Regions from separate parts of the Mus musculus genome. Here all the other regions are linked to region 1. A link is a loop called in an ENCODE intact Hi-C map of the cell type or tissue named here. Cell type or tissue: heart. All regions are shown on one strand.

What was found. A loop is a pair of places that touch in the nucleus more often than their neighbours do. Peaks named below come from ENCODE experiments on the same cell type or tissue, not always from the same donor. Only the 100,000 strongest peaks of a DNase experiment are listed, where the experiment ranks them.
Region 2: it touches region 1 in a loop (4-fold over the local background); 3 of 42 quality-filtered maps call a loop at or near these places.
Region 3: a loop joins it to region 1, with 6 times the contacts of the local background. A loop is called at or near these places in 18 of 42 quality-filtered maps.

The regions. Positions count from the first base shown.
Region 1 is chr13:8,992,561-9,000,560 of GRCm38, reverse strand. Gtpbp4 (GTP binding protein 4) reads left to right here and starts at 4,549. Exons shown (of 17, transcript NM_027000.4): 1 at 4,549-4,612; 2 at 7,746-7,916. The coding sequence starts at 4,565. In heart, a CTCF peak has its summit at 4,372; a DNase peak (open chromatin) is centred at 4,430; H3K4me3 peaks cover 2,274 bases; H3K27ac peaks cover 2,022 bases.
Region 2 is chr13:9,145,833-9,153,832 of GRCm38, reverse strand. Larp4b (La ribonucleoprotein domain family, member 4B) reads right to left here. Exons shown (of 18, transcript NM_172585.3): 8 at 6,329-6,432; 9 at 3,897-4,007; 10 at 2,915-2,968; 11 at 2,609-2,818. Among named protein-coding and RNA genes, the nearest start is that of Larp4b, 56 kb to the right of the region's middle. In heart, no CTCF peak of the experiment used is centred here; a DNase peak (open chromatin) is centred at 4,152.
Region 3 is chr13:8,866,898-8,874,897 of GRCm38, reverse strand. It overlaps Wdr37 (WD repeat domain 37), which reads left to right and starts at 3,854. Exons shown (of 14, transcript NM_172445.3): 1 at 3,854-4,028. In heart, a CTCF peak has its summit at 3,599 (motif pointing right); DNase peaks (open chromatin) are centred at 3,187 and 3,747; H3K4me3 peaks cover 2,605 bases; H3K27ac peaks cover 2,442 bases.

The sequences.
Region 1 (8,000 bases):
GCATCTAATGAAAAGCTGGTGGGATACTCATATCATAGTGCTTAGTTACATGACCTTCCAAAGTCAGCTAAAAGCAAAATACTTGAAAGCAAATAGGGCTAGAAGGTTTATTTATTCCCTAGTCTACAAGCAATTTAAGAGATTATTGGTATTCATATAGGAAGAATTCTTAAAAGAAATTTGGCATTTAGTACATGATGACCCAAAGGAATTTCAGAATTACATTTTATGACTAATGGTGACTACACTGTCCCCCAACTCATGCTTTGCGTTTGTGTTCATGTATTTCTTACCTACCATAAATAATCCTTTGAGGGTATTTGTTGTCCCCCATATTGCCAAAGAGAAAACTAAAGATCAAAGGAATTAAGTACTATCTTCTGACTCACACAGTTTGTAAACTGGAGTTGGAGCCATAACTTAGAGCTTTTGACTCTATGCCTTTAATGCTTACACTCTCGAGGCAGAGGCAGGTGTATGTCTGAGTTTGAGACCAGCCTGATCTACATCGTGGGTTCCAGGACAGTCAGAGTTATATAGAAAACCTGTCTCAAAAAATCTCAAACAAACAAAGAAACAAATAAATGTAATTTTAATTCTTGGGTAAAAGAGTAAAAAAAATTGTGATGTTAGCTTTTTATTGGATTGGTTTATGAAACTCTTTCACATTTATTTTCTGACATGAACTTCAGTCTGTTTTCTCTTTGTCAAGGATAATCCATGTTTCTTTTCATGAGTGAGTCCTTTTCTGAATGGACAAGTGACCTGCAAGTGCAATCACATATGACATTTCATAGTATGTAATAACTTCTGTCCCTTATGCATGTTGTGTATATAAATGACTGTGCTTATGAGATAGCTGTAAGTTCAGCTGGCTTCCTCCAGGTCTGCCCCGCCCGCCCGCCCGCCCGCCCGCCACTTAGAGCTGTGCGATTCTGGATATGAAGTATGTCAGATCAGATCAGAAGGTTGCTGGTTGTTGAGGACTTTTTTCTTTTCTTCCTCTTTTCTTCTTCCTTCCTTCCTTCCTCCCCCCCCCCCCCCAAAGAAAGGGTTCGTCTGTGTAGCCTTGGTTGTCCTGAAACTTGATCTGTAGACCAGGCTGGCCTTGAACTCAGAGACCCACCTGCCTCTTGAGTGCTGGGATTAAAGGTGAAACCATGGCTGGCTATTTCTGGGATTTTAAAAAAATATTAAACTGTAAATAACTAAGTTAATATAAATACTAAGGTCATATAAATGTAAGATATTTTTCAATTACTTCCCTTAGATTAAGTGCTGAAGAAAGAATGGCTTCCCATCAGAAGCAAATAATGTATTATCTAAACGATGGTAAAAGAAAAAGGACTGGGGGGTGGAGCTCAGTGGAGGAGTGCTTGCCTAGTTCAATCTCCAGCACTTTACAAGAAAAACAAATTAGTTTAGCCAAGTGTGGTGGTGTCTCATATCTATATACCCAACAACACCCAGGAGGCTGAGGCAGGAGAATCACCACAAATTTCAGGAATTTTATTATATAGTGAGTTCCAGACCATCTTAGGCTACAAGCTGAGCTCCAGATAAGCTTGGGTTAAACAATGAGTCTCAAACCAGTCTGGGCTACAGAGCAAGACTTCATCTCAAAACAAAAGAAAACCAAAATCCCAAAACAACTTTTTTAAAAAAAAGGGTCCAACAACAAAAAAGAAGTTGGTTCTATAATAGTTTGGGGAAAGCCAGGAGTTTGAGAAAATACAGGACCTGAATAAAGGAACAATGGGGAAATAGCTTTGCTCATTTCAGATTTGTTGGACAGAGCCTTCCTGGGTAGTATGTGATTACAGCCAGTAAATTCTAGTAATCTTGGAGGTTTCATTTAGAATAATCAAAGCATGCTTATTTAACTTGCTGACACAATAATGAGCAGTAATGCTAAGATAACAAATGGCAATGTGCTTCAAATTGATTTTTAATACTGGAACGATGGGAACATGATAGACATTTTCATGAAGAAGAGCAGGACTTGTTAAAAGATCTGAAAAGTGAGAGAGCACACACAATGACTTAGAAGCAGTATGTCAAAGCAGGTTTTGTAGGAGCCAAGCCACATGTTCAAGGCTTTTTATATAATTCTTATATATCTTATATAATTTTATATAATTTCTACATATAACAAAATTGTATAGTTTTGTTTCCTCACCAAATATTATAAGGTTTTTGTAGGAGCTAAGTGAGTTAATTTGGGGTCAACTGCTTTGAACACTGCTTGAGCTATAGTCAGCCCTATTTAAGGTTTAACACCATATGGGATTCTTGAGTTACCTGAGAGTGAAAATTTTATCAATTGTCCAAGTGCTTCATCCTTATCCACTTCCTCCTATTTGAGCTGGGCTCCAAGGACTGAGTCTCCTTGGTGAATACCTGGATTCTGCTAACCCACTGTGTGGGACCACATACAGCTCTTTTGCCTTATTCCATAATTTTCCTTCTCTGCTCCTGTTCCTGGGATTCATCATCAGTAGGGCCACTCTTCTTATGACCTCACCTCTGCCCCTGAGGCCTCATCTACTAACTTTGTTTCAAGGTCTTTAGTCTTGGTCAACCTTGCTCTTGACTCTGTTCAGTTTTGTTCAGTACCCTAGTGGGGAGTCAGAATGTGAGGCTGTCCTTTCCTTTCCTTTTTTTTTTTTTTTTTTTTTTTTTTTGGTTTTTTGAGACAGGGTTTCTCTGTGTAGCCCTGGCTGTCCTGGAACTCACTTTGTAGACCAGGCTGGTCTCGAACTCAGAAATTCACCTGCCTCTGCCTCCCGAGTGCTGGGATTAAAGTCGTGCGCCACCACGCCTGGCCTTTTTTTTTTTTTTAAGATTTATTTATTTTATGTATGTGAGTACACTGTATATGTACAGATGGTTGTGAGCCTTCATGTGGTTGTTGGGAATTGAATTTTTAGGACCTATGCTTGCTCCAGTCCACCCTGCTTGCTCCGATCAATTCAGTTCACTCAGTTTTTTTTTTTTTTTTTTTTCCTTTTTGCTTTTTCTGAGACAGGGTTTCTCTGTGTAGCCCTGGCTGTTCTGGAACTCACTCTGTAGACCAGGCTGGCCTCAAACTCAGAAATCCAGCTGTGTCTGCCTCCCAAGTGCTTGAATTAAAGGCATGCGCCACCACTGCCGAGCCTCACTCAGTTCTTGCTTACTCCAGCCCAAAGATTTATTTATTATTATACATAAGTACACTGTAGCTGACTTCAAACGCACCAGAAGAGGGTGTCAGATCTCATTATGGGTGGTTGTGAGCCTCTATGTGGTTGCTGAGATTTGAACTCAGGAACTTCAGAAGAGCAGTTAGTGCTCTTACCCGCTGAGCCATCTCACCAGCCCGAGACTGTCCTTTCCAACAGCACAGAGAGATGCATTTAGTCAGAAAAGCAGAAAGTAAATGCTCTTGGGAAATACCCAATTTAACATATCTGGAGTCTGATTGAAAATGTCTGATTGTAATTAAAAAAGACACCAGGCTGAAAGCAACTTGTATTATCAAAGTAGTCCACACTGGGGCTGTGAAGGAGAAAGGAGAAAGGAGACTTTGAGGAGAGGAAGAACCTTGAGGATTATCTAGTTAGGGAGAGACTCAGGAAGGTAAATTAGCAAAGAAGACTGCATTCTAGACATCAAGTACCAGAATGATGGATGTCACAGAAAAATAGGGAGAAAGGTTTGAAGAAGATGGCAACACCTGAGAAAGGGTCTTTTAGTTAAAAGATAATCATGAGGCAAGAGTAGATGGATTAAGGTAAAGAAATGGGTGGCTTAATTAAACTGACAGGGAAAACGCAAGTGGGAAGGTTGGCTTCAATCCATGTAGGTCTGTACGGATCAGACTTTGTGTCTATGTCTGGTGCCTGGGTTCTGGGCAGCTGTGTGGGGGGCAGAGTTTTTTCACTGGCCCATGTCAGGTGAAGGTCAGGTGAAGGTGGAGCACCCACAAACCACCTCGAGACTGCAAGGTCAGGAGAGGAAACTCGGGCCACCTGGAAGTATGCAGTCTACTCCATTAACAGAAGCCCCGTCAACATAATTTACTCGAATAAATAACTTTCCACACTGCCAGGCGACAGACAGCCTTTCTTGCTCAAGGGACACCAAAGTGATGCAGAAGCCCCGCGCTGCGTCTTCCCGCTCGTCACTCGCTCTGGCCGCGGCGTCCCCAGAGGTGGCTGGAAACACCCTTTGGAGCCCCGAAGCCGGCTTGGGTGAGGGCAGTGTTTCCTGAGAGCCCCGCCAAGGTGGCCAGCCGGGAGTCTCCCTTTCACCCCGCAAGGTTATCTCTCCCACCTCTAAACCCAGCAGATCTCTACCGCGGCTCTTGGCGGCGGACTTCCCGGCCGAGCGGGGACGCTGTGGGACTAGAAGCCTGTCTAGGCGGACGCGTGGGCCACGCCTCGCGGACATTCAGGAAATGATGTAACGCTTGAGTCCGGCAGCCAAAGTTGTGTCACGCCGGATAGCGGAAGTCCCGCCCACCTCCGCCGGCGGAAGTCCGGTCCTCCGCTTCTCCTGGTTCCTCGTGCGTTCCACCGCCGGCATGGCGCATTACAACTTCAAGAAGATTACGGTGGTGCCGTCTGCCAAGGTAGGGGTGACAGAGGTCGTTTCCGCCTATCTCCATTTCCCCGACAAGTCGCCAGGGAGGGTCCAGGCCTGTATCCCCGAGACTGGGGGAGGGAGGACACCGTGCAGTCCCTCGGCCCTCAGTGCGGAGCTCCGCTTGCTAGGCTTTGTCCTCGCGACCCTCGGAGATCAGTCCCACTCTCTGAAACCAAGCCCCTCTCCTGCTGTCCTTGGGTACCCTAAGCCCTAGAATCCCTCCAAGACATCAGGGCCGTTCCAGAGCCTATGATTCTTGTGTGGCCTGCCGACGGGACAAAGTGTCTGGGTGGTGGCCACAGTAAGGAGCAGGGTAGGAAGCCTGAAGGGGCCAGTGGTGAGCGTCGTGTGAGTACCCTCCCCTTTAAGTAGAATTTGATTCGTGACGTCACGGTCTAAAAAGATTTTAGGTAGCTGTCATTTTGTCGTTGGACTTAAAAGATGCAATTGGTTATAAGCACGCAAGTAGCCAGGCCCACATTATGTAACGTAGCAAGATGCTTTCCTCCCAAATGTCGAGAATGAGGTAGGCTAAAGAACCTAAAAGGATACACCGGTTTCTCTGGCAAGCCATGGGCATTAAATTGCAGAATCAGTTAGAGGAACCAGTGTCACTATCGTTAAATTGACCGCAGTGTGGGTGTTTTCGACATCCCCCTTTCTGAATGAGCTTGCTTTGAAAACTTGTGTAAAGAACTAGTATTTTCTGGTGGGCGTGGTAGTGCACGCCTTTAGTCTCAGCACTAGGGAGGCAAAGGTAGGCGGATCTCTGAAAGACCCTGTCTTGAAAAGACAAAAACCATGTTTCCACTAGTTGTTTTCCTTACACGTCTCTGTATTTCTCCTTTCTTCCTCTTTCTGATATCCATTCTGATACGTTTTTCACACGTTTGTAATAATTGGAAAGAAACTACATGTAGGAATCACATTTTGTTTTAGCCCACGAGACTGTCGCCACTACTTCTCAAGTGCATGTTGAAGGAACTCGTACACTTTTTATTTCACTGGAAATAGAGTTCATTGGGTCAAAGGAACTTTGTTGATATAATTGACCTAGGAAAGGCAGCCTTTGTCTCTGTTGCCCTGAAGGAGGTCTGTTTGCAGATGAGTTTGCATGTGTGTAGATAGGTGGTGGGAAATAAAAAGTCAATCTGAAGAGTATGGGGTGCTTTTGTAAAGTGTGTGCCAAGTTCTGTGTATAGAAACACATAGAATAGTCTGCGTCTTTAAGAATCATATTCTGGGGGCTGGCGAGATGGCTCAGTGGTTTAGGAGCGCCGACTGCTCTTCCGAAGGTCTCGAGTTCAAATCCCAGCAACCACGTTACGTCTGTAATGAAATCTGATGCCCTTTTCTGGAGTATCTGAGGACAGCTACAATGTACTTATATATAATAAATAAATAAGTAAATAAATCTTAAAAAAAAAGGATTTTCTGAAGGAATAACTGAATGTGTTTATACCCACCGCAGTATGATGGAGAAGTGTGAGCTCCAATTGGCCCTCTGTATGAGTTCAAATCCAGAGTCAACCAACACAGATTAAAAACACTATTTGAAAATTGCATCTATATTTAATGTACATAGACTTTATTTTCTCTTTTTTGTTTGTTTGCTTTCTTTTTGTCTGCCTTGGCTGGCCTGGAACTTATACATTTCTGCCTCTAGGATTAGGATTAAAGGCGTGAGCCACCATGCACATAGACTTTTTAAAGGAGCATTCCCTACATATAGTTACAGCTATTTACCGTATATGACAAATATATGTGGATTCTTCTACACACAAGTACTGTGCCATTTTATAAAGTGAACTCAAATATCTCTCTGTTTTGGTGGGCGAGGGCTTGGGTGGGAGGAACCCTGACTATAAACTCCTGTAAATATCAGAGATTTGGGATAACATAAGAATGTAGTGAGAACTGGGCAGTCGGTGTTAGTGCATGCCTTTAATCCCACTACTGAGGAGGCAAAGGCAGGAGATCTCTGTGAGTTTGAGGCTAGCCTGGTGTACAGAGCAAATTCCAGGACAATCAAAGCTACACACAGAGAAACCCTGATTAGAAAAATAAAAACAAAGAATATACTAATAAATGGGTGAGTTTGGAGAAACTTTTCAGTAGGCAACTTTTAAAAGATATGAGGACCATGGAAAGGAACAGAGTAGAAGAGCAGCAGGCCTGAGTATCCATGCTCTCCGTAATCTGGCAGACTGTATTGTGATTACCTGCTTGCCTTTGGTTTTGTTTCGTTGGATCTTAGTGTCTTCTTCACTGTTTTGTCTTCAGCATTGTGTTCATTCTATCCTTTATTATAGAAAATGATCAATATTGTTCAATTAATGGAAGTGATCAAGGGAAAGTAGAACAGCTTTCTATGGTTGGGTAAAAGTGAATAAGTACAAATATCTCAAATAGTCTACTCAGCATACCCAGGAAATTTTAGATGATGAGTTTTAGATTTTTCATTTTATACCCCTTTAAAATCAAAGCTACAAAATCCTTGAAATTGAAGAGCTGGCTCTTTTTCTTCTGATTTATTCTTGAGTTTATTTGAAAGTTAAAATAGCATTAAAAAACATGGGGTAAAATATATTTCAGCAACCATTAGCAAGTCCTCTCTTCTACCCCAGGCATATTTTTATTGGAAGAGTGACAAGGAAGGGGCCTCCTCCATCAGTTGGAAGTATTCACAAGTTTTTCAGCCATTCCAAACTCAGGTCCTGGCGTGGTTGGACACATGGAGCATGCTCCCATTATCAGGGGCAGGGGCTGGGTCTTTGTGAGGCATGGCCTAGTTGATCTTGGTGTCATACTTGGTGTAGGGGCTGAGCGATTGAGGGCATAAATAATGCAAGGCTCTGACACTTAGAGACACTACCAGCACTGTCCCTTTTGGTCAGGCATTCTTGAGGAGGGTTGAGATTCTCCCAACTATCTTAGTCTTGGTGGTGGGTAGCAAGTTTTCATAAAGGCCAGAAACTATAAAGATGAGCCAAGTTGTATACAAAACAGTTGATTTTTGAAAAAGTAAATTTTGTAGTTTAAACCATGTACTACTGGGTTAATGCTTTAAGAAAGTTATAAGCAAATGTTTGAATTTTAATTATTCTCTTTAATCATAGGACTTTATTGACCTAACATTATCCAAGACTCAACGAAAGACTCCAACGGTTATTCATAAACATTATCAAATTCATCGGATTCGACATTTTTATATGAGAAAAGTCAAATTTACTCAACAGAATTACCATGACAGACTGTCACAGATTCTGTCGGATTTCCCCAAATTGGATGTAAGTGACAAGTATGGTTATAACATAGAAGACTACAGAGAGCCATATTAGCCAGATGGATGTATTTGTTAGAGACGAAATGAA
Region 2 (8,000 bases), 150 kb before region 1:
TGATGTAGTTCTTCTCTATGGCTGAATGTGTGTGTGTGTGTGTGTGTGTGTGTGTGTGTGTGTGTGTGTGTGTGTGTGTGTGTGTGTGTGTATGTATGTGTGTATATATATCTGTTTTTCCTTTCCCAGTCTTGCTCCTGGAATGATGACTCTGAGACTAATTAGTTATTATTAAATGGCTAGGCCAGAAGTGTTAGCTCATTTCCTGTCTAGCTCTTATTTACATTTAAATCATTCTACATCTACCACTTGGTTAGTTGTCTCTCTTTCAGTCCCAGACCACTTCTTCCTTCTCGCCTCTTCAGCGTCTCCCTCAGTCTCTCTCCAGGTTCATCTACCTGATGTCCATCACTCATCTCTTCCCCTAGTCTCTTTTTCCTCTTACTATTAGCCAGAATCCTCTCTTCTTGCAAGTGTCCCACTTCCTATTTCCTGCTTTTTTATTGACAGATGGCTTACAAGAGATCCTCTCAACAGTTAGCACATGGTTCTCTATTAATCTATTCACTAACTGACAGGCACCTAAAGTGATTTCCAGACTTGGCCACTGTGTATAGTTCACAATGCAGATGAATGTGCAGACACCTCTACTGTCTAAGGTATTTATTCCATTGGATGTATGCCATGGGTGGTAAACTAGATGCTACTCCAGGTCCACTTTTACTGTTTTCCCAGAATCTCTACACTGATTTCCATGGTGCCTGAACTAATTTATATTCCCAGGAACCGTGTACAAAGAATCTCTTCCCCTGCACCCTCACCTCATCTTTTTAGTTCATTGTGAATTTGGGTAGGAAGCCTTTGTTGGATAAATCTGCTAACAGTTCTCTTCCAGTACAGGTTGTCTCTACTACGGTAATTGCTTCTTTGTTGGGTAGAAACTTTTAAGCAGGACAGAACCCTGTTTGCCCACTGTTGCTGTCTTTACCTATGCCTATGTCTCCATGTATTTTCCTCTGGTCATTTCAAAGTTTAGAGATAGATATAAGTTCTCATTTTAGAAATGGTATACCAAACTTTGTACTGCAGTGTTTTATAGAACTGGAGGGAGGGGAGTGTCACGGGCCTGAGACTCTTCTGTAACTCCTGTTCTACACATGGTTAGAGAGCTACCTTTAAAACATGGAACATACTGTCATTTCTTTTTTCTTTTTTAAAAACAATTGTTTATGTTTTAATATGCATAGGTGTCAGGTCCCCAGAACTGGAGGTACAGTCAGTTGTGAGCTGCCACGTGGGTGTGGGAATTGAACCTAGGTCCTCTGGAAGAGCAACCAGTGCTCCTAACCACTGAGTTATCTCTCCAGCCCATTTCCATATAAGGAAATGAAATCTTCCACATTACTTCCTACAAGAACCAGGTCAAAGTCCATGTGTCTAAGGACTCTTATGAAAGCAACTTACCACCCCCGTTCCCAGCTGCCTGGTACACTGAGAATAAAAGCTGATCTTTAGCAACCTGGGTGCCTTTGTACACACACTCTATCCTCAGACCTTCCTTTCTTTGATCCTTCTTCTAAGTTAACATGAAACATGAACACCAGATTAAGGTACACACAATGGCTCATCAGTTCTTGCTTTAAGTTTAATGGTATTTTCTATTTATATCTATTTTTGCAGTATCCGCTCCTAAATGTACTCAGTTTCTCATAGACATTTATCTTCATCTTTCAGTATTTAACAGCAACTGCATTTTAAAGTCTGAACAACTCTGTCTCAAGCTCCCTCTTTCCCACACCTCTCCTGCTTGCCTGCCAATGAGTGGTACTGACTCTACCTGACAGGTGGCAGGCGGCATCCAGACACCTGATCCTGAGCACCCCCACTTGTTCTCTATCTAGTCCACAGCCACACTCTGGATACGCAGTCTTCCAGAGTTAATAACTTCATTTCTGCGTTCTGACCATTTCCTTCTATGCATTCTATTCTTTACCTTTCCTTACATTTACATCAGTACCAACAGTGCCACACAAGCCTACAGATATGAACTCATCCAGCTTTGTCACCTGGCCTCACTTTCAAGGACTTTACCTCACAAGGCTGATGTTCTTATCACGGAACCTTACCACAACCTCACTACATCAGTGAAGTCAAATCAGAGTCCATGTTTCCTACGGTCTATTGCACAAAGCTGGAGAAAAGTGACCATGCTCACTACAGACTTATAAATTAAAACCACAGACCTTAACAAAGGCCAACCCTAAAGTGGGTATGTTGAGTTTTGTGAGACATTCTATATGTCTCCTGCTTTCCCGGACTGCTAGGAAACTACTGAGATACATCTTCTTCTACGACAGAATTCCTTGTGTCAAGCCCCTCTCCCTGTGCAGGACAGCAGCTGGAGCCTTTACTGTACTGTGCTTCACAGAAAGGCAACGCTAAGAGGGCAGGAGGCAAGGATCACAGCCTCGCAGGACTCTGTTGCACAGGACTCTACCTTTATTGCCCAATTAAACTGTAAATCCACACCATAAACCTGAGGTCTGTACACTAGACAAACTGTAGACACGTGGTTCTCTGATTAGAGCAGAACTTAAGCTTTTAGAGTGCCTAGTGCAGTACCTAATGTAAACCTGTTATGTAAATTTAAAACAAAGAAAAGGCTTACCAAGGGTGGATCAAGATAGCTATGTGTTGTTGACCACGTCTGGGGGGTGATCAGGCTGTACAGAGGGAACTGCTGCTGGGGACTGTACACTGGAGGTAAGTAAAACGATGTAGCATAGCGCTGCTGGGTATAAAGGTTCATGTCCAGAGGTCTAAATCCATTCTTTGGCAAAAATGTGTTTATCGCTATTGCCTTTGCTTTTATCCGCGCCTGTTTGGAGACATTCAAGATGTTACATGTTCCCATGAGAACATTTAAGAATATTAACAATGCAATAAACAAGCTATATGCAATGGTATTATTTACCTTAATTGGCTTTCCTTGGAAAGTTCTGACTTCTTCTCGAAGGTATTTGTAAGCCTATGGGTAAAAATGATACAAAATACCGTTCTGTTAACTTTGTAAGTTAACTTTACAGCTCAGATAATGATATGTATGGTTGAATATAGCAGACAGGATCTAAAAAGAGTGATTTTTGACCCTCTTTTGTTCACAGGTCACTAAAAGCATCCTTATTATAGTATCTGTGCCCCAAATTATTGTAAAATATTTAAATAACCTTCTAAGTATTAATAAATACCATATAAGCAGCCTCAAACCACAAGCTAAAACTCTTCAATTTAGATACAAAAGAATACTGCTTCCCTCCTATTAACCCAACTAGCAACTGAGATTATGTAATGTAGGAAAGGAAGGTCTTAGAAGGCAGGGACAGGAGATTGGAATATTTGTGCTGCTGTCACTACGTAGGCCTACATCTACTGTCTGAGCATTAGTCTTTATCAAGCCCCACTTCACGCAGAGGCTCCTCAGTTCCGCCTATGCTCACCCATCTGGCTCACCAGGCAGGCCACGGCCACAGAACAGAGCTTCTACCCTTCGGCCTTCTAGGTTTCTGTGCTTTTTCCTTCTGACCCTCTGTTTGTAGTGCTTAACGTTTCACACTTGGTATACTTCCCCTAAATCAGACACCTCCTTTAAGAGCACAAAACTTCTCAATACCTTTGAAAGCACTTTGCCACACAATGGACACTCCCTCACTGGTCAGGGTTAGGTTCAAATTTCCTCACTTTGCAAACAAAAAATTTTCCCCAGATATGAGAGCAGATTTGATTTCCCACAACTGCTTACTCATAATACACTTAGAAGTAATGTGACCTTCTTTCAGCAGTGCTACAAAAACATACACGGTGTTGCTATAATAACCTCAATGTCCTAACTTCTGCTGTACACTGATGAAACATGGGGAAACTACAGACTTCACAGGCTGGCAGAGGAATACACTTACCTGCTGTGCATCAGCTTCTGTTTCAAAGGTAATAAACCAATTATCATTATAGGCAAATTCACAGTTTATAAATTTTGGTAAATTATCTCCTTTAAATAGTGCTTCTACTTCCTACAGAAAACAGAGAAGTTAGAAATTAGTCCTCAGTCACGCTGCTTTTTATCTATCAAATTAGGAGGAAAACGTATTCTCTCATGCTCTGATGCAGCTGTGAGGTCTCTTTCAGAAGCACTGCAGGGAGCACCCACGGATCACATGCCACAAAGAAGGAAGTAATCACTGACAGCTTTCCCTTCCCCACAAGGAACTAGCATTAATATGAACAGTAGGGCCTGCACGCCCTGCCTAGTGCTTAAGAAACCTTCCGTTTGATCCCCAATACAACATAAACTGAGCATTGTGGTACATGCTTGTAATACTAGCACTCAAGCAAGGAGAGCAACTAAGTTGAAGGTCATCCGCAGCTACAGAGTTCTGTGCTGCTCTGGAATACAGGATTCTTAACAAGACGATGGGGAAGGGAGGAGAGCGAAGGGGAAGGGAGAGAGAAGGAAGAGAAGGGGAATGGGAAGGAAGGGGGAAAAAACATTGTATTTTATCAACAGGCTAATAAATACACAAATTAATTTAAAAGGTAGTTTGAAAACTAGAAATATTAGCTGAACTTTTGCTTCTGGCTAAGTTAAATAGATTTATGGCCCCAAATGACACAAGTCATAAGTAAAAAGATAAGCTATATAAAGCTTTTTAGACATCTGTCATTAGCAGGCTAGGAGAGCCTTCTCTGAAAGAACATACAGGGGCCAAGAGCGCCAAAGCCTAGGGTTTCCAGGTCACAAGATGGGCAAGTCTCCAGAGCTTTGTGGAGGGTTTTCGTTAGGTCTTTAGCCAGAAACAAAACAACTAGAATAGTAAGGTAGAATAACCCTACAGCCAGCTTACTGGGCAGCCAGAGTGGAAAGTCTGTCTTAACCCTGAGAACATGAGAGCAAGCAAACAAGACTGTGCCCTGTATGAAGGCTGTTCTGAACCACTTCACAAATGTGTCTCAGAATAGCCTTGAACAGCCTTTCCAGCCTTAGTCTTGAGCAGTTGGGACTACACACACACCACCAGGGAACTTAGCTGAATCTCAGAATATTTATTAGAATTCAAAACTATCTGAAGGTTTTACCACTCACTGAAGTAATAATCACATTAAGAAATAGAAAAGGCTGCTTATAGTGAAAAAGACCAATTGGATTAACCTTAAAATAATACAAGTGACAGCAAAACCAGAATAGTTACTGAATGTCCATTTCAAATGCTCAGAAAGGAAAAGCTTGATAATGATGAAAATTTCCCAAGAGTCACAGAAAGACAGAGAGGAACAAAGAGAAAAACTGGCAGATTTTTTTTTTCAGCAGAAACAATGCAAACCAGAGAACAATGTGTTTAAAACACAGGAATTGGGGTGTTGGGGAGAAAGCACTCCCCACCAATCCAGGAACTTTACTAACTCCTCGCCCCAAACCAAACAAAGCAAATAAAAAAGCTTTTAGTAAGCTCTAAATCAGGATTCTCTCAAACATACCAGAGGTGAAAAAAAGGTTGTTTTCAGTACGAATGGATTTATACAAGATCTCTCAAAAGAATCAGGCAAAAGGAAAAAACAGAACCTGACTGAAGGGCTACTAAGACATACAACCAAGTGATATTATCAACAAAGTTCATGCTTAAGAATCCGTTGACTTACGAAGGAAACATACACAAAAACTCATGTTTTAAGTAAGTTTACAGTTTTGTTTTGGGTGGCATTCTTAGTTATCACAGTCTGCAAGCAGCTGGGTGGGCTGCAGGTGGAGGTGCCTGAAACCACTAAAAGTGGTAAATATTTGGGCTGGTCATGGTGGCACATACTTACGTCGCTAACATTCAGGAGCCTGAGGTAGGAGGACCATGAGTTAAAGGCCAGCTTGGACTATACATAGTGAGACCTTGCCTCTAGAAAACCAAAACGGAACCAACCAACCAAAAAGAGTTATATCCAGTGAGGTAAAAAAAAGCCCCAAGCCCAAACAAACTAAGAACAACAAACCAATAGATGTAAACAGAACAAGATGTAAAGTCATAAAGACCCACACCATGTAGCCTTCCCACCCACTACATATCTAAACCTATTACATTTTTAATTTCTAACTATTGAAATATACAAACCTCATTATTTTAAAAATTTTAAATGTTTAAAGGAGTCTTGAGAACAAAAGGTGTGATGGTTATTTTCTTCTACAAGTGAATCACATTGTATTTACCAGTGTGTATATCCTGAGAAAAGGTGTTTTTGTATCTTTTTTTAAACAAGTCCTATCAAAAACAGATATATAAACAAATACCACCACCAACAACAAAATCCCAGGAAAATGTCAAGTACCGCAAGTGGAGGCAGCACTTACTTCCACGGGGGTAGACTCCGATATCTCACGCAGTATTACTATGCACCGGTTCTGATTTGGCCTTACTTTCTCTCCCTTCTCATCCACTTGGACTAAAGGTAAAGCTGTGGAGAGGAGAAAACAAAAGGATAAAACAACATTACACGACACTCCAACGGGATATGAGCACTAGTTAGCAAACACACCAGAGAAACTGTACACTTGGTGAACTATTAAAATGTTCAAACCCAAACAAACTACTACACAGTTTAAACCCATCTTCCTGTTAAATGTTCAAAATGAATATGTAAATTTAAAATTTTCTTCAAGAACTACCAAAGATACACAAAACGAGGTGACAGCTGTAGATCAAACAGATCAAATCCTCAAAGCACCAGACACGGGGTTAATGGGTTTTCTCCTTTCTACAGTGAAAACTGACAACTTTAGTCAGTGGTGCTGGAGGATAATACATAAGAATAATTCCACAGACTTAGTGTAATATAGACAAATACGGCCAAGTTGCTGATCTTTTTAACTAGATCCAACAGAACTAACTCAACTACCCCACCCCCAAAGCATGTATTCTAAATGGCAATACTGAAAAGTAAACTACTATCTTGGAAAATGTCATATAATGCTTTAAGGTCCTACTGATAATTATGTTTGCCAGCTCTTTAGCTTTTTGTAGAGGGATAGAAAAATGAGAAATCAATTAAGGCTGGCCAAATGGCTCACTCAGGTCAAGATGCTAGTTGCTCAAGCCCAGTGACTCAAGTTCCATCCCTAAAACTCATAGGAAAAAAAAATCAAATTCCAGAAGTTACCCTGAGCACCATGTGCACACACTGTGGTACATAAAACCACATAGCATCCACCCCCCCACACACAGAGTAAAGATAAATTTTAAAAAGTCTTTTAAATCCAATTAAGTTCTAAAGGAAGACAGCAATCTTTTAATATACTACTAAGTCAAGTGCACACAGAAAACTTTTGAAATGACTGTCTCATCAATGAATAGGGACAGGGAAACATAGACACACACCTACAAAAAAAGCTGGTCAGCAGAATTAAGACTTTATTTCCAACAGCAATGTCTACTCACTCAAACGTTTGTAAGCAATACTGGTGTGCTAGCATGTGTGAGGTGGAACATACCATGTTCTTTGTGAGAAAGCCACAACAGCTGGACCACACACACATCAGTCTCAAGGGAGGGAACAGGGAAAATCACTCACCTGGAATTTGTAGCTTGAGTATAAAAAGTGCATTTTTATAATAAAAACAATTTGATTTAAAAGGAAACAGAAACATCACAGCAAAGTACGTACAGAAAGCACCAGCAAAGCTCTGAGAGGAACAGCGGTAACCTTAACCTCACAGTTGTGATGTTTCTTCACCTATGTACCCAAGTGTCAACACTAACTGGCTACAACCTTTAAATGTGGTACTTTATGCCAATCACATCTAAGGTGAAGGTATTTTCTCTCTTTTAAGAAAATAAAGTGGAAAAGGTAGTGAAGTCCCCCAAATCAAGTAGAATATAAATAAATAATAGTTTTGACACAAAAGGTAACATGTATCTCCTGAAGTGGCTGTGGATTTAGACACTATGTAGTATTTAAACATTCACTGTATGTGCCAAATTCTGGAGAAACAACTTTATTCCCAGTATCTTTCTAAGAAAAAAGAG
Region 3 (8,000 bases), 130 kb after region 1:
TGTGAGCCACCATGTGGTTGCTGGGATTTGAACTCCTGACCTTCGGAAGAGCAGTCGGGTGCTCTTACCCACTGAGCCATCTCACCAGCCCGTAACTTGTTTTTATATAGGCTCATTGCTAAGTTTGTTTTGGGTTTCAGAAGAAACTTGAATTTAAGTATTTGAGATGGCTGTCAAGATAGCTCAGCTGTTAACAGTAAGAACGGCTCTTGTAATGGACTTAAGTTTGATTTTTAGAGCTATGTTTAGATGCTTATAGTGGTCTATAACTCTAGGAGATCCACACTATCTTCTGGATTCCTTAGACAACTGTGTTCATGTACACACACAGACACACACACACACACACGAACATTCAGAAAATACTTTGTAATTGTTACGGAGTTTGGAGACTCTTGGGAGTAGACTCAACACATTTAGCATTATGAGGTAACCATGAGTCTTGGGAGGCCAAGAGCATAATGTTATACTTTCACAAAATGATTTTCACAGGGTCACATTTTGGGTGCATGTCCCTTAGATGGGGGTGCTACTTTGGAAAAAGTGAGGAAACTATAGGTAGGGTCTAAGATAAGCCTTTAAGGGTATTTATTCCTGGCCTCCCCTTGCTTTGTTCTTTGCTTCTTGTCTGACATTAGGTGAAGAATTTATTCTGCCAAATGTTCTTACCACCATGTCCTGCACAAGTGACTATGAACTAATTCCCCTGAAACCATGTACCAGAAGAAATGATCTCTTCCTTTTTCAAATCAGGTATCTTGGTCATAGCATCAGAAAACTAACACAATATCATAATATTTACATTTCAACATTGTATTTTGTGAAGATTCTGTTACTTAGGTCACTTAGGTGTATTATCTTCACAATGATGCCCTTGTATATAATCCTGAGATGGTGAAATGTAGGATTTGGATTGCACAATACAAGTACAGTACGCATGAGTAATGCTCCTTTATGTAACTCAGATTCATATAGCACTTTCAAAACTAATATTATGCAAACAGTTTCACTTTAGGCTGTTTTTTTTCCCCAAGACAGGATTTCTCTATAGCCCTGGCTATCCTCAAACTCACTCTATAGACCAGACTGGTCTTGAACCCAGAGATCCTCTCATCTCTGCCTCCCAAGGGCTGGAATTAAAGGTATGCATTGTCACTGCCCTGCTAATTTTTTTCTTTAAACTTTTAAAACTTTATATGTATGAATATTTTACATACATGTACACCATATGTGTGCTTTATACCTGAGGGGATCAGAAGAAGGCATCGGAGCCCACAGAACTGAAATTACAGATGTTGAAGCCTGCTCCTTTTAACATCACTGCAGCAATTTTGTATTCAGTCTCCATTTTGCTCATAAGTTGAAATTAAGTTCAGTTCTCAGACTCCACTTTCCAGAAGTGATTATCCATAGCTGACACTGAAGAATGCTACTAATAAGCCAAGAAGTTATGATTATAGTACTTATGCTCTGTTATCTCAGTGCTCTGAAATTCCCTTTTACTACCTGCCACCCCTCTTACCTTACTCAGGACCAATCAGCTTAAAGTTAGCAGCTACTACTTTTGTCTAGTTAGGCAACATTTTGTGCTACTCCCCCACAACCCCCTTACCTTCTAAACCTTTGAATCTGTTTTTTCCTATAAAAAGCCTGCCCTAAAAACAGACTGGTACCACAAAATTAGGTTCCCGAATCCTTTTTGTGGTCCTGATTGATCAGTCTTGGAGTGTGTGTTCTACAAACCATTTTTGCTTACCTGAGATCTGTGTTCGTATGGTTTGTGATGCAATTTCTGAACCTCAACAACAGTCAATTGTAACCTGTGGGTGCTGGGAACTGAAACTGGGTCTTCTGCATGAATACTCAGTGCTCTTAACAGACAGCTACCTCTTAGGGTTTCCTTGCTGTGAAGAGACGCCAAGACCACAGCAATTCTTACAAAAGACATCTAACTGGAGCTGGTTACAGCTCTGAGGTTCAGTCCATTCTTGTCTTGGTAGGAAGAAGGGCAGCATGCAGGCAGACATGGTACTGCAGGAGGAGCTGAGAGTTCTACTTCTTGATCTGAAAGCAGTAGGAGACTGAGACTCACTTGCCAGACTTGACCTTCTGAGACCTTAAAGACTGCTCTCAGGCACACACTTCCTCCAGCAACATCCCACCTACTCCAGCAAGGCAACATCTCCTAATAATGCCACTCCCTCTAGGCCTATGGGGGCCATTTTATTAAAACCACCACGCTTTGTTTTTTTTTTTTTTTTGGTGGAACTCTAAATATACCAAAGATAAAATGTACTTCCATTAAAAGTATCTTAAGTGGCACCCAAATGTGGCTGCTTTGTTGCAAACTTAGTGGAATGCTACTTGGATATGGAACTATGCTTTACAGTACTTTCTGCTGGCTATCATTAACAGCAGAATGTCTTATGCATTCTTTGTTACTAGTTAAAATTTTCTTAAATAAATATCACAGCCTCCAAATTTGACAGTGATTTCTCTGAGAAGCCAAATCTTTTTTTTCTCAGTTCATATTTATAGACTGTTACTAGTGATAAGCTTTGTATACTATATTTTTTTTAAAAAAAGATTTATTTATTTATTTTATGTATACAAGTACACTCTAGCTGTACAGATGGTTGTGAACCACCATGTGGTTGCTGGGGTTTGAACTCAGTTTAAGAGCAGTCAGAGCTCTTAACCATTGAGCTATCTCTCCAGCCCCCTGAATATTATACTTGATACACAAGTAACCCACAATTTCTTGTACAGAATGTTTTGGTTATTCGAGTCTCCAAATACGATAAATTTATTTCTTCTCCAGCAAACATCTTGCATTACTGCTTCTTGAATCTGAACCTTCAGTTTTATCTTATAGGAAGAATGTTGACCCATATAGAAGGAAAATACTATCATGCTTTTACTGTAGGTGAGTTTTAAACATCTAGTTCAAGTTGCTCGCAGAGACAAGGCTGTTTATGTAACAGCTCCATTCTGCTATGTAGGTCTTCCCAACCCTGATTAACGGGGAAAAGCGGCTCAAGTCCCACCTTTTGCAGTGAACAGCTGATTCTATTTTCCCCTCTTAGCCAATGGTGATCAGATATTTCAGAAGGAAACTGGGTGAGTCATCTTCTGCAGATAAGCTGAAATATTAATAGTTCTATCTCTACCAGGCTCTCCTGCAGCCAGCTAGCAAGACTCCCACTGAGCCCTGCCTGAGGAGCCATTCCTAGCAGATCAGCCTGTAAAGCAGTTGGATTTGAGAGATTCTGAAAGCGATTACGTTAAATAGTACACTCGACTTTGCATTTTAATAGATTATTTTTCTTACCAGTTTTTGGGCTGTGCGAGTGTTTAGGACAGATGGACTTAAAACCTGCCTGACCGTGGACCCCTCACCGGAATCCCTGCAGTGGTAAGTACCCACGGTCCGGGAGGCTGTGTGTGCTTCTCCCTGTTACCGACGCTACAGGGTCTCGGGGAGCAATTCGTGCAAGGATCGCGTGTACCGTTAGTGTGTGGTGCAGAATTTGGGGTCTAGCAGTGCCTGTAAGCACCTTGGGAAAGCTCCTAACAGGGAAAGCGCTGAGCCTACTTGCGCCACCAGGGGACGCCATACTCGTTCTGCAGTCACTCGCTGGGTCTTGGCTCAGCGCGCTGCTAGGCCATAGTTTAGGTCTCCAGGACCCGGCGTCAAAGCCGAAAGCCAAAACAGGAGACTATCCCGCGGAACAAGCCTGTGGGACTGAGCGAAGGAGACCAGGAAAGAACTTCCGCAGCCGTTGGGCATGGGGCGGAGCTTCCGGTCTGTTTTTTTTTTTTTAAGGACCATCTCTGAGGGCGGGACTTCCGCAGTTACCGGAAGTACGGGCGCGCCAGTTCGGGTCGCCGGGTTGTGTCAGTGCGGGAATCGGCCGGTTTTTTTTCCTGCTCTGGGTCTGCCTCGGGAGCCTCGTCGCGGGGGGATCTACGAATTGAGTGCGACGTAGGCTGGTTCCAGGCGGACGCGAGTGCTGCTGCTGTGACAGGTGACGCCATCTTCTCAGCTGTCTGGCTTGGCATCCTTCTCGGGCGCTCGGGGGATGTCAGGTGTCCGGGTGGCGGTGGGGACGAGGCTTCGAGGTGGATGAAGGATACAGTCCTAATCCTGCGCACTCTCTCTGGCTCCCTGTGTACTCAAGTGGCGTCTACCTGGCTGTCTGTGTCCCGTGGGAAGCCCAGAGTTTTCGAAGATGGTGGCCTTCGATCCCGCAAAGACGGGGTATGGCCTCTGGGAAGGAGGAAGGGTGGGGGGCGGAGATGGGGTAAGCAGATGCTGAAGTGGTAAAACCCCGCCACGCCTTTGTTTCTCTTTCTGAAGACTTCCTTTTCTTCCCCGTACACTTCTATTTCCTAAGTTTTAAGGCATCATAATGGGCCAGTTTTACCAAAAAGTTGCATAAATATGCCATTTCACTTCGCGAGCAGACATAACCGAACGATTGATCAGGTTCTTAGAGGTTTTATCATCTAACTTGAACTCTTCGATGTTTCTTGTGCTTGAAGACGAGGACCGTTAGCTCTACACCACTCACTCTCTTGCCCGGATGTAGATTGCTAGGCAGTTTCTTTGAAGTTCAGATGGGTTTTCTTTACATTGCTTATTGTGGCCTACAAAGTATGCCATCAAAGCGGTACTGAAACCTTTTTACCTCTAAGCAGTACACCTGGTGATAATAAGCCTCCAGGATACTTCTCCCTTTTCTAAGAAATCTTCTATTATGCTACCTTCCTTGCTGTTTTGGTTACTTTGCCGATCACATTTTCAAGTGTTTGTAAATTCTCTTTGACACCTAAGCCACATACTTGAGCATAGTATATATAAATATAACCTGACCAAAGTAAGTAGAGGCCTTCTATTAGTGTTGCCCATAGGAGACGCAGAGCAGTGGCCAGTGGCCACATGAAATAACAGTGTGACCTTGATGTTTATGACAGCTACGTTTTTGCAGTGTATATCAAGCCTTCTTGCATAAATTTCTGGACACAGGACCTAAGTATGCTTCCTTTGGTTTTCTTACTCTGAGATGTTACTTCCTTTAGTATAGGTACGTTGGTCTGTTATCTTACTTTGCCCTTGATTTGAGGTAAAATCCTTGGGGTTGGGTATTTCCCCCAGCAGTGATACTAAGAGTTTTGTTAGTTGTCCTGTCCTGATTTATTCAAAGAAAGATATGCTTTCTAGATTTGAATTTCTTTTTTGGTTATTGAGAAAAAAATTCTTGGTGGTAGCTTATTTAATTACTGATGCCTGTCAGCTCAGTGCCATCCTTAGACTCGATAAGTGTGCATCATTTGCCTTCATCTCATCAGTGACAGAACATTTTAAGTAACTTAATTCTGGTGACAGATTTCCAAGGTTGCGTGTAGAGACCATTCTCTTTTCTGTTACTGGTTAGATATTGCATTGATTCAGCCCTCTAGAAGTTAATTTTAAAAGTACTATTACAATCAACACTTAAAATATTAATATTATTAATACCTTTATTGAACTTTTGGAGGTTCAGTGACATTTTATAGTTTATACTACCATCTGCAAATTATATAACCATCTTTTTAATGTATAACTAACATTTTTGGGATAAACCGGGTATTTATTTTGAAATAAATCAGTTTTTTCTTGTTGAAAGAAAATTAAAATTCTTCCTCCAAAGTATGAAATAGAGAGTAATGTTTTATATTATCTCAAATAAAAGCATACATTGTTTGTTGTATTGCTTATAAAACTACTTCAGCAGGCTTCCTGTTTGGTTGTATGTACTTAATAAAAATCTGATACTGTAGGTAGTAACACCTTACTGTGGAACATACATACTAAAAAGAGCCTTGAAAAGAGAGAGAGCTAAGTGTTCATTGGTGCGGTTTAATGTTATACCATTTACCAAGGTAGTGAATTTGGTATATTAACAGTGTGTGTAGAGATTTTATTCATTTGTTAAATATGTTGCACTAAAGCTGGACATGTATTGTTCTGCCTTGTTTATAAACAGCAGAGAAGAGGATATGCCCATGACAGCATGGAATAAGGACAGATGAGTTTGGCAGGCCAACCAGTTAGGAGTGCAGGAGAAACTATATTGCAGCTTTACATTTAATGTACTGATCTGTCTTACTGAACTGGGTGAATTGATGTGAGTGTTTGAAAGAAAGTAATTACCTTTTGGAGCTTTAGATTCTTTCTTTTTAAAAACATATATAGGTGAATTAGTGCATAGTAAAAGTAACTTTATAAAATAATTTGTTTGGTGTGATGCTGGTGATGAAACCCAAGGTCTCAGCTATGCCTAGCAATCAGCCTCCTTCCCATTGAGCTACATCCCACCCCAGATGTATTTTCTCTTTTTTTATGAGACAGTTCCTCTCTGTGAAGCCTTGGCTGTCCTGTCTTGGGATTCTCTATTTAGACCAGATTAGACTGGCCTTGAACTCAGAGATCTGCCTGCTTCTACACCCCCCCTCCCCCCCCCCAGTGCTCGGATTAAAGGCATGCACCATTATGCCCAGGTAGACCTATTTTATTTTCAGAGTGAAAGAGTTTTCTTTCTCTTTTGAGCTACCTTTTGTTTTGCTTTTTTTTGTTTTGTTTTGTTTTGTTTTTCGAGACAGGGTTTCTCTGTGTAGCCCTGGCTGTCCTAGAGCTCACTCTGTAGACCAGGCTAGCCTCGAACACAGAAATCCGCCTGCCTCTGCCTCCCTAGTGCTAGGATTAAAGGCATGCCACCACGCCCGGCTTCAGTTACCTTTTTAATACTGTCTAGTTTGTAAAATACCATCAGACTACAAATTGAAGTTGAAAATTCTCCCTCACAGTGGTTTTGTGTGAGGATCAGTGCCTCTGTATTTGTGGATCAATTTCAGTCTCATAAGCGACAGTCTGTGGTAGTTTTTCAACCTCAGGTCGACCCACAATTGACTTTCTCCCCTTTGCTTTCCATTCTTTCTGTTTTCACTTGGCTAGCTTGTGCTCTGTGTATACCGCTTGAGTATTTCTTGTACAAGTGACTACTGTCTTGTGTACCTTCTTGCTAGGATCACAAACCCCAAACCTCTGAATTTTTTTAGTAATTCAAATATTTAATTAATTGTATCCGCATGAGGGCCATGTGAGTGCAGTGGCCACAGAAGCCAGAGAGGAAATCAGATTCTTTAGAGCAGAGATTCTTAATTTGTGGGTTGTGACCTTCACAGGGGTTGCCTAAGACTATTGGAAAACAAAGATAATTACATTATGATTCATAACAGTAGCAAACTTACAGTTATGAGGTAGCAGTGAACGTAATTTTATGGCTAGGGGTCACGACAACATGAAGAACTGTATTAAAGGGATGTAACAGTAGGAAGGTCAAGATTACTCTAGAGTTGCACGTGGTGGTGAGTTGCCTGACCGTTCCTGCAGTGAACTTGTTTCCTCTGGTAGAGCAGCATAGGTTCTTAGCCTCTGAGTCATCCTTTTATTTTTTTGAGACAGGGTTTCAGGTAACCTAGGATGGCCTTGAACTCCCTTTTCAAGCAAGGCTGGATTTGAGTTTTGATCCTCCTGCCACTTTCTCTCTAATTACTTTTTGTTAATACATGGTTAGTTCATGTTAGTACCTGGTTTGGCAGCTGTCTTAGTGAGGGTTTCCATTGCTGTGAAGAGGCACCATGACCAAGGCAACTCTAATAAAGGACCACATTTAATTGGGGCTGTCTTACAGGTTCAGAGATTCAGTCCATTTTCATCAAGGTGGGAAGCATGGCAGCATCCATGGCACTAAAGAATGAGCTGAGACTTCTACATTTTTGTTCTGAAGTCAAACAGGAGAAGACTGTCTCTAGGCATCTAGGAGGAGGGCTTCAAAGCCCACCTGCACAGTGACACACTTCCTCTAGCAAGGACACGTCCACTCCAACAGGCCACACTTCCTAATAGTGCCACTCCCTCAACCAAGCCTATTTAAACCAGCACAGAAGCCGTCACG